Regions from separate parts of the Homo sapiens genome. Here regions 1 and 2 are each linked to region 3. The links are chromatin contacts, found by Hi-C or POLR2A ChIA-PET in ENCODE. All regions are on one chromosome and are shown on one strand. The core of a region is the stretch at or near the end of the contact, and the rest is flanking DNA. Distances in the headings are between cores, read along the strand shown.

Evidence for each region. A loop is a pair of places that touch in the nucleus more often than their neighbours do. ChIA-PET counts read pairs that join two places held with the same protein, here RNA polymerase II (POLR2A). Pooled maps may share reads with other maps.
Region 1: a pooled map shows a loop between it and region 3 (2.6-fold over the local background). The contact joins two enhancer-like sites. A Hi-C loop is called at or near these places in 9 of 168 maps with a recorded cell type or tissue (HL-60/S4, aorta, heart right ventricle and 6 more) and 4 of 50 pooled maps. POLR2A ChIA-PET finds 5 or more read pairs at or near these places in 3 of 52 experiments (AG04450, B cell and activated T-cell).
Region 2: a loop to region 3 is called in a pooled map, with 2.3 times the contacts of the local background. The contact joins two enhancer-like sites. A Hi-C loop is called at or near these places in 2 of 168 maps with a recorded cell type or tissue (heart right ventricle and right lobe of liver) and 4 of 50 pooled maps. POLR2A ChIA-PET finds 5 or more read pairs at or near these places in 2 of 52 experiments (AG04450 and activated T-cell).

What each region holds. Positions count from the first base shown.
Region 1 is chr9:121,685,096-121,688,309 of GRCh38, reverse strand. All of the region lies in intron 2 of DAB2IP (DAB2 interacting protein), which reads right to left. Among named protein-coding and RNA genes, the nearest start is that of DAB2IP, 35 kb to the right of the region's middle. RefSeq lists an enhancer at 994-1,143. Within about 2 kb of position 1,294, at least 6 of the 41 ENCODE cell types and tissues checked have a DNase peak (open chromatin) inside an H3K27ac peak, as active enhancers do.
Region 2 is chr9:121,707,922-121,711,067 of GRCh38, reverse strand. The region is part of intron 3 of DAB2IP (DAB2 interacting protein); the gene reads right to left. Among named protein-coding and RNA genes, the nearest start is that of DAB2IP, 58 kb to the right of the region's middle. Within about 2 kb of position 1,792, at least 6 of the 41 ENCODE cell types and tissues checked have a DNase peak (open chromatin) inside an H3K27ac peak, as active enhancers do.
Region 3 is chr9:121,971,154-121,974,074 of GRCh38, reverse strand. It overlaps TTLL11 (tubulin tyrosine ligase like 11), which reads left to right. Exons shown (of 9, transcript NM_001139442.2): 6 at 1-66. Among named protein-coding and RNA genes, the nearest start is that of TTLL11, 120 kb to the left of the region's middle. Within about 2 kb of position 1,519, at least 11 of the 41 ENCODE cell types and tissues checked have a DNase peak (open chromatin) inside an H3K27ac peak, as active enhancers do.

The sequences.
Region 1 (3,214 bases), core at 45-2,544, 290 kb after region 3:
ACTGCTGCCACCTCCACAGAGGGCCTCCTGGCTTTGGAAACAACAATTGCCGCTTGACAACTCAGATATAATTATGTCTGTAATCCCACCAAAATACCACTTGATCGTTTCATTTTTGTAGCATGAGGAGGTGGGAAAATGAAGGCGTCTGAGCCTTGCCCCTGACATGCAGGCTCCCCCACCTCCCAGGAAAGGGGAGGACCTGCAGGGCCACAGGGCAGGATGACAAGAGGAGAGCAGTTCTCTCCTATCCCAGGGGTGTCTGACCCCTAGGGCCAGGCCTGCTCAAAGTAGGGGCAGGACAAGATAAGGCAGAGAGATGGGGAGGCCTGGGTCCAAATCTCAGCTCTGTCCCTGCAAGCCGTGTGGCCCAGGACAATGCACCTCCCCTCTCTGGGCCTCAACATCCTCGTCCGTAAGATGAAGAGAAAAACAGCACTGACTAGCAAAGACTGGGCTGCATGCTATGGTCCAGGCGCTGTGAGAACTTCAAGATCCAGGCCCATGAGAGGAGCCACCCTCAGCTATCTCTTCACTCCCCATCTGCCTTGATTTTGTCACCTTCTATGAGTGAGATTTGTGTTATCTGAGCCTCGAGTTGTAAGGATTAAATGAGACAATACTTAGAAAGTGCTCAGCACAGGGCCTGACTCAGAGTACTATGCAGAACAGGATTCAAAATCCCCCATCGTACAGACAGCAGAGGTGGTAGAGCTGGGATTCGAACCCAGGCCAGTGGGACTTGGAGTGCAAGCTCTGACCACCACCCTGCCTCTCCCACAATGCCCGCCTTACCCCCTCTCAAAGCAGTGGTAGGTGGAACAGGTGCCTATAACCCATCAAAGGGTGGCAGTGACTGAGTGTCTGTTGGCCCCAGCCTGGTGACCACAGTGCAGCAGCCCTGCCTGACAGATCACATGCTGGTCCACCTCACCCTGTGCCCTTTCTCTTGGTGGACAGCTGTCCCAGCCCCAGACCTTGTTCCATCCAGTGTCCCTGACCAGGGTCCCCTTTCAGAACCCCTGGCTTTCTGGTCAACCTAGGCCCAGCTGGCACAGCCAGTCATGCCAGGCCCAGCCATTGACAGGTGCTCCCGGATCTGAGCTGCTCCCAGCCCCCAGCAGTATGTTCTACACCTTGTTTAGCCAGCTAACACCTTGTTGGGCCAGCTCCCTGTGGCCCCTGACACACAAACCCCTGGGACTTCAACACTCACTGGGAGGAGCCACCCAGAAGTCCACTTGCTACCCTCTGCTGCCCCCAACTGGCAGGAAACCACCCTGCGCAGACACCTCCATCTCCATCTGAACTCACCACCTAAGAACTTGGTCTCTGGTCCCCTAGGAACCCCTCCAGCCCCTCTCCACCTTCTACTGCCAGGGCTGAGCCCTAGAAGTTCAGTCAGGGGTGATGTTGCTTTGGGGCCGTGACGGAAGGGTATGGAAGTGGGAGGGGTCTGCCCAGTTACCTGGGGCTCTGGAGGAAATGTGGGGTGGAGGTGCACCCCTCACACAAGCAAAGGGAACAGGTGTGGGGAATGCTGCCTTGTGCCAGGCACTGAGCCCTCACAGCCACTCTGTGGGGAGGGGTTCCTGCCCATTTACAGACAGGGAAAGAGAGTGGGGCAACTTGCCTGAGCCATCCTACAGAAGGGAGCAGTGGCCAAGATTCTAATCCTGCTTCATCCCTGGGTTGGGGGGACTATCCCTGGGAGAGGCCAGCACTGTACCCCAAGACCCTGAGTGGGTGTGAAGAGAGGAAGAAAGGCCCCCACAGAGAGCATTCCACTCGCCAGTTACTGAACCTGGCAGGGACTGGGGTGGTGGCCTTTACACCTTAACGGGAACCAGTTCATCTGATTCCATGCTGCCCAACAGGCTTAAGTGCAGGGCTGGGGAAATGGAATTTACAGGGATGGCCTTCTGATGTATTTGGAAGTCCCCAGGGCAGGAAGAGGAGGGGGTACAGAGGCTGGCTTGTTCCCTTCACTTCCATCCTCCTCACTCACACTGCCCAAGCCAGCTGCCACTTGCCAGGATGAGGCAGAAGATTCCAGGGATCCTTGAAGTGGGCTCTTCCCCCTACCCCTGCCCAAGGGCATTCTGAGCACAGATGTTGGGGGGGTTGGAACAGGCTCCTGAGAACCTGCTTGAGAAAAGCAATTTGCTTGTCCCCCCAACCCCATGCTGGATCCCCACCCAGTCTTGGTCTCTGCCCACTGAAGGAGCTCCAGACTCTCCTAGCCTGGTCAAGTATGCTGCACTCCATGTCTGCTCTGGCCTACTCTGGCCCACCTCACCTCCCTTGCTGAGGACCTCATACTCCTGTTAATATGGCCTTAGATCCCATCTGCTCTGTTCACTGCCGTGGATCTCTTGTCGCTTCCATTCCAGCCACTTCCTCACATTTCAGCCCCCAAACTGCGCTCAGTTCCTGCTGTCATTTGCTCATGCTGTTTCCCATGTCCTGGCCTTTGCCTGGAATGTCCTTTCCCCTTCACCTGCCTGGAAATTACTTCACCAAGCCCCGGCTGGCCCTTCTGTATTTCTGCAGGTAGCAACTACGTTTTCATCCTCTTTGTATCCTCAATGACTGGCATAGGCCCTGACACATAGTTGGTGATGATGGCAAATTTATCGAAAGAAAGAATAAAGAAAGGCAAAAGGAGAGAAGAAAGTAAGTTCGTTCACACCGCAGCAAGGCTCGCAGACGAGAGCTGGGCTCCTGCCCCTACCACCCACCAGCTGGAGACCTGCTGAGGCCAGGCCTCTCTCCTCCCTAAGCCTGGGATCCTCAACTGTAAAATGGAGCTGATGAAACCACCTTCCTGTGTATTAATGGGGTGGGGCGACAGCCTCCCAACCCTACCAATACTGCAGCAGTCCCACCTCTGTCCCAGGCCTCAGACTAGCCTGGTCTTGGATTCAGGAGGCTCCAAGACCCCCTGTCCCCAGACTCCTGCCCCGAAGAACATCCTTGCCCCACCCTGGCCACCCCGGACAACTCCTGAGTCCCACCTTCCAACACTCCCTCTGCAGAAAAGGGGGATGCCCCCCGCGGAAGGCAGACACAGACCAAAATGACGGTAATGTTCCTTTTGGGTTTGAATAGTTTAATACCAATCAGCCTCCGTGAAGGGCAGGGATGGAGGGAGTGAGGGTGGAGGGGGCGGAGGGGGCAGGGTTTGCTCTTCCACCACCCCGCCCATCCGCTG
Region 2 (3,146 bases), core at 543-3,042, 260 kb after region 3:
TCCTTAATTCTGAAACTCTCTGGAATAGGTTTTCACTATCCTCATAAACAACCATCAAATTCGTGGACTTTATGATCCTAGGGCAACTGAGCAAGACCACCTCAGGCAGGCTGGATGGGCTCCGGGCAGAACATCTGGCCCTGGCACTACCACTTCCCTACGTCACATCCAGTCCACAGAAGGTGGTGACACCAGGGCAGTGTGGCCTGCAGCACAATAGGCAACTCCCTTGGTGAGTCTGCTGTAGTACTGCCTGGGGTGGCTGGGGATTTCAGCGCCAGCTTCACCCATCTTCCCACAGATCCTGAGCAGAGGCTGGTGGGGGAGTCCCTGGCCACCATCATCATCACCCTGTTTGCCTTCACCCTCCTGGGTAGTGATGGAAGTCACCTCTATGTTCTTCTGACCTTGGAGGAAGGGAAGTGCTATGGAAGGCCACTTAGCCTAGCCACGACCCCTTCTTGTACCTGCCCCACCTCACCCAGCATTATAAGTCAACAGATCCAAACGCAGCCACAGCTCATCAGCTCTGCCCAGGTGAAAAGAGGTGTGGGAGCCCAGAACCCTGGGGGAGCCACAGAAAAAGACGCTTGAGAATAAGTGATAAGTTGCAAATAGGAGGGGCAGTCACTGAGCCGAGCCTGCCCTCACATCCTGATGACTCTTTCTTAAGGCCTGCCTCCACTGCCACCCCTACCACCTCAGGACTTGGGCACCCACAGCAGCCCCCAGCAGAGCCCCGGGTGCCCTTGGGACATACTTCCAAACCGCCTGGCAGCAGCCACATTCTCTCACCTGGGAGACAGAAAAACATTCTAGAAAGACCTGGATGCAAATCCTGTCTATGCCACTCACCTGCTGTCCGACTCAGGGCAAGTGACTTTTACCTCTTGGAACCTCAAATTCCTCACCTGTAAGATAGGGAGAGGGCAGTACTGTGGGGTGGTTAAAAACACTGATGTGGGAGCCAGACGGCTTGGGTTTAATCCCAGCTCTGCCATTTCTGGCCATGCAACTCACGCTTCCTTGGCTGTGAACCAGGGACTGCAACAGTATATATCTCACGGGCTGCTGTGAGGGTGAAGTGAGTTCAGCTCAGTGAAGTGTAGAGAGCAGGGCCTGGCGCATAGGATGTGCCCAGCCATGTCAGCTAATATACTAGAGAGGGCCCTGGCTGTGGATACAAAGAGATCTAGATTCTAAAGGTAACCTGAGGCTAATCCTGGCTATGTGATTTTATACTCTAAGGCCAGTTTCCTCACCTGTAAAATGGGGGAAGGATAAAATGAGGGTAGTCAAGAAAATCAGAGATGATGCACATACCATGCATAATGCCTGCCACACGGGTGCTTCTTAAGTGACCAGGTGGTTTATCAGTGTGATCACTGACAGAACATGTAATGTGAAACAGAGCACATGAGCACAGGCTATGTAGAACGGTGCTTGACAGGGGGCCTTACATAATAAAGCCAACCGCCTGGGTTTGAAACCCAGCTCTGCCACTTATGAGCTGTAGGACTTCAACAAGCTGCTCAGTCTCTCTGTGACTCAATTTTCTTCTCTGTAAAATGGGGACAGTAATAGCACGTATCCTTCAAAGGGCTATAGTAAGAATGAGCTGAGCAAATGCACGAGAAAGCACCAGGCACAGAGCCTGGCCCATCCTGAGTGGCCACTCACGGGCAGTGGGTGGGGCAGTGGGTGGGGCTATCACAGCATCAGAAGCAGCTTGCCATGAACAGAGCAGGATGAAAGGCATCTCCGTCCCCCGCCCCGCTACGATGGCTCCATTCTCCAGCAGCTCCAGGGGCTTCATGACCTGAATGCAGTAAACCAAAGCCCAGGAAAGACTGGGCCAGCCCTGTGCCAGGAATCCTGGGCCCCGAGACACTAGTTTCTGTTTTTGTTTTTGCTTTACTGAAATAGAGAATCTCAAGCTCAGAGGGAAGCAGTTGGTGGAGCTGGGCCTTGGACCAGCTCTGGGAGACTGACTCAGGAACGCCTGCTATTAACCTCCATGGCAACTGGCGGTGTGGGGGACGGGGTTTTAGAGTAAGGCAGCCCTAGGTTCAGATTCCAGCTGCCCACCTCACAGGCGCAGATCCCCCATCACCTCCCACTACCCTAGCAGGTGCCTGGCCTCCTTAGTTGGGAGTGCAGCCCACCCCACCTGGCCTAGTCTCTCCAAAGACAGTCATTCTCTTCCCTGAGCCGAGACCTTCCAAGGGGTCTGGAAGACTTCCATTCTCAGGCGGGAGCCAAGGGTACAAGATCCACTCCTAAAATGCTGACTAGTCCTGTCCTGTGGAATTTGACTTGGCGGACCTTGAATTGCATTACTGCTGCTCGCTCAATCCTAAGTAAATGGGTACACTTCCCTGAACCTCAGTTTCCCCACCTGCAACCAGGAAGTCAGTGAGAAGAGCAGGCCTTGGTGGCACAGGTGGGCTGAGCACTGGACCTGGAGTTAGGAGACAAGTTCCAGCTCCCCTTGCCTCTGCCCCTTCACCTCTCTGAGCGTCACCCACCACAGCTGCAAAATGCAGATCAGTCATGAATGCCCTGACTGTTCCAAGCACCCTCAGGAGACCCAGGGCACTGGTGTGCAGGAGCTTTTCACAATGGGAGCCTAGTGCAAGCACAGAAGGGGGCTACTGCTACTTCTCTGAGGAGGGAGAGGGTTTATTTCAAAAGGCATCACAGCCTTAATGAGAAAGGACATGACATGCTACTGGTGGGATCTTGACATCAACCAGGGAATGGACTTGCCTGGTTACTGGGTTTCCTCCAGTGTGTGACTTTGGGCCACTCACACATCGGGTTTCAGTTTCTACACCTGTGAAATGGGAAACAAAAAGCCCTCTTGCTATGAGAAATCAGTAAGAATACAGCACAGGAAGTGCTTAGGCAAGTCACTAGCACACAGCTGGGGCACAATGCCTGCCCCTCTGCAAAAGGAGCAAACTTTGGGGAAGCAAGACCACCCCACCCAGAGGGTATAATTCAGAAGGTCTGGGGTGGAGTCCAAGAATCTGCATTTTATCAGGTGTCCTAGGCAATTCCTCCTCATACAGGTCCTCCTCTGCCCTGGGTTTCTAGTACAAGAGTAGGGATTTAGTCATAGCCACTTAGTTTCCTGACGAAAT
Region 3 (2,921 bases), core at 270-2,769:
GAAAGTGGCTGTGATCAGAGACACTCTGCGCCTCATGGACCCACTTAAGAAGAAAAGAGAGAATCAGTAAGTACTTTTTTATGTCATTCATTTCTATCAACTCTGCCTCCTAACCCGGCTTCGTATCCTAAGCAGGTAAGTTCTTGGAACCTGTTACCATTGTGAGTGAGATTTACATCTTAAACAATTCTAATAAAATATCTTTGTTTTATAAATATCAGCCCCCAAGCAATCAGTGACTCAAATCCGGAGTAATCTGACAAATAGGCTTCCGTTGATGAATTTCTGAGTGTTATCAAATCTGGAATGTCTCTTCCTTTTTTTTATTATTATTATACTTTAAGTTTTAGGGTACATGTGCACAACGTGCAGGTTTGTTACATATGTATACATGTGCCATGTTGGTGTGCTGCACCCATTAACTCGTCATTTAACATTAGGTATATCTCCTAATGCTGTCCTTCCCCCCTCCCCTGACCCCACAACAGGCCCCAGTGTGTGATGTTCCCCTTCCTGTGTCCATATTCAACATTCTTAAAGAAAAGAATTTTCAACCCAGAATTCCATACGGAATATCTCTTCTAAGAAGCTGTCTCCCTCAAGGCCAGGCCTCCCACTTGCCCACCATTGCACACATAGTGCTTCTCTTTGAAATCCTCAAGCACAGGAAAAGTACAATAAAATGCAGGAGAAGAGGGCCATAGGTAACTAGGACATGGTAAGAGTTGCTTCCTTTTTATTTTCTTCATGTTTACACTCTTGCAGTATAAACTTTTAGTTTCAAAATTGGCAGGGCCAATTTAATGACAGTTCTATGATATTTACAACACTTGTAATTCTGCTTCGTCCCCACCCACTCAGTGGTACATTACATTGCGCTGTTGGTGGATATATGTGCTTCGCCCTCCCTCCATGAAATCACCCCAGAAATGAATATTTCACTTGAGTATGTTGTTTTGTTTTTACCAAATTCCAGGCTCTCACAAAGTAGGTGTTGAGTACATATCATTGTGTCAATGTTTCAGGAAGAAAAATCAAAGGCATCTCAAATAGCACTTCTCATATCCCTAGACGAATCAGATTGACCCTAATGAGCGCAGACAAATAAAGCACTTGTCAGTAATTGTTCAAGACTGGGAGGAATGCAGACTTCCCCAAGCAAGTGGTGGTTTGCAGGTTCCTCTACCAAGGCTTCTCACCACCTGGGCTCAAGCCCAAATATCACCCTATGGTAGTGCTTCTTACGCTTGGCTGCACGTTAGAACCCTCTGGGCAGCTTTCAGAAAACCAATACTAGAGTTTCCACTTCTAGAGGTGCTGATTTTAATTGGCCTGGGTGGAAGGCCTGGCCACAGAAAGTTTCTAGGTTCCCTAGGTGATTCTGCTGTGCAGCCAAGGCTGAGTGCCACTGCCCTGCAGGAAATATTACCCTGAAGAAGTATTGGTCATAGTCTGAGTCAGGCTGGATGGCGCCGGCCCGGCTGAGTTCTTGTCAAGAGTGTTCTTGACTGTGTGAGGCACAGATTGCCATTGTTGGCAAGACTCGGCTGAGAATGTTTACCTGTAGTTTGCATGGGCCAATCCCACCAGGTGTGGCTTCTTCCACCGATCAGTGCTTCAAAGCTGTCCTCTGAGCAGCTCAGACCCGATGGCAGCCAAATAATGTGTTCACCAGTACGTATGTGTCTGCAGCTGCCTTCTTTAGCCATCCCAAGGGAAAAGCAATGGATTAATTGCTATTTGGTCAGAATTACTGCAATAAAACTCATTCCTCAAAAATCTATTCTCTAATAGTTATTGGTCTCAGCAGCAGATATTAGGTTCTGAGAAATCGTATGGTACTGTAAGGAGATTTGGGTAGCCTTTTATGCCAGTATGGCATGGCAGTACAGTTTTCTTAGGATGACTTTGACACATCAGCATTCTTTTTTTTTTTTTTTCTTTTTCATACTTTAAGTTCTGGGATACATGTGCAGAACATATAGGTTTGTTACATAGGTATACACGTGCCATGGTGATTTGCTGCACCCATCAACATGTCATCTACATTAGGTATTTCTCCTAATGCTATCCCTCCCCTAGTCCCCACCCACCGACAGGCCCCAGTGTGTGATGTTCCCCTCCCTGTGCTCATGTGTTCTCATTGTTCAACTCCCACTTATGAGTAGGAACGTGCAGTGTTTGGTTTTCTGTTTTTGTGTTAGTTTGCTAAGAATGACGGTTTCCAGCTTCATTCAGGTCCCTGCAAAGGACATGAACTCATTCTTTTTTATGGCTGCATAGTATTCCATGGTGTATATATGCCACATTTTCTTTTTTTTTTTTTTTCCCAAGGCAGAGGAATTTTTCTTAGTGCAGAACAAAATGAAAAGTCTCCCATGTCTACTTCTTTCTACACAGACACGGCAACCATCCGATTTCTCAATCTTTTCCCCACCTTTCCCACCTTTCTATTCCACAAAGCCGCCATTGTCATCCTGGCCCGTTCTCAATGAGCTGTTGGGCACACCTCCCAGACGGGGTGGTGGCCGGGCAGAGGGGCTCCTCACTTCCCAGTAGGGGCGGCCGGGCAGAGGCGCCCCTCACCTCCCGGACGGGGCGGCTGGCCGGGCGGGGGGGCTGACCCCCCCCACCTCCCTCCCGGACGGGGCGGCTGGCCGGGCGGGGGGCTGACCCCCCCACCTCCCTCCCGGACGGGGCGGCTGGCCGGGCAGAGGGGCTCCTCACTTCCCAGTAGGGGCGGCCGGGCAGAGGCGCCCCTCATCTCCTGGACGGGGCGGCTGGCCGGGCAGGGGGGCTGACCCCCCCCCCACCTCCCTCCCGGACGGGGCGGCTGGCCGGGCGGGGGGCTGACCCCCCCACCTCCCTCCGGGACGGGGCGGCTGGCCGGGCGGGGGGCTGACCCCCCTACCTCCCTCCCG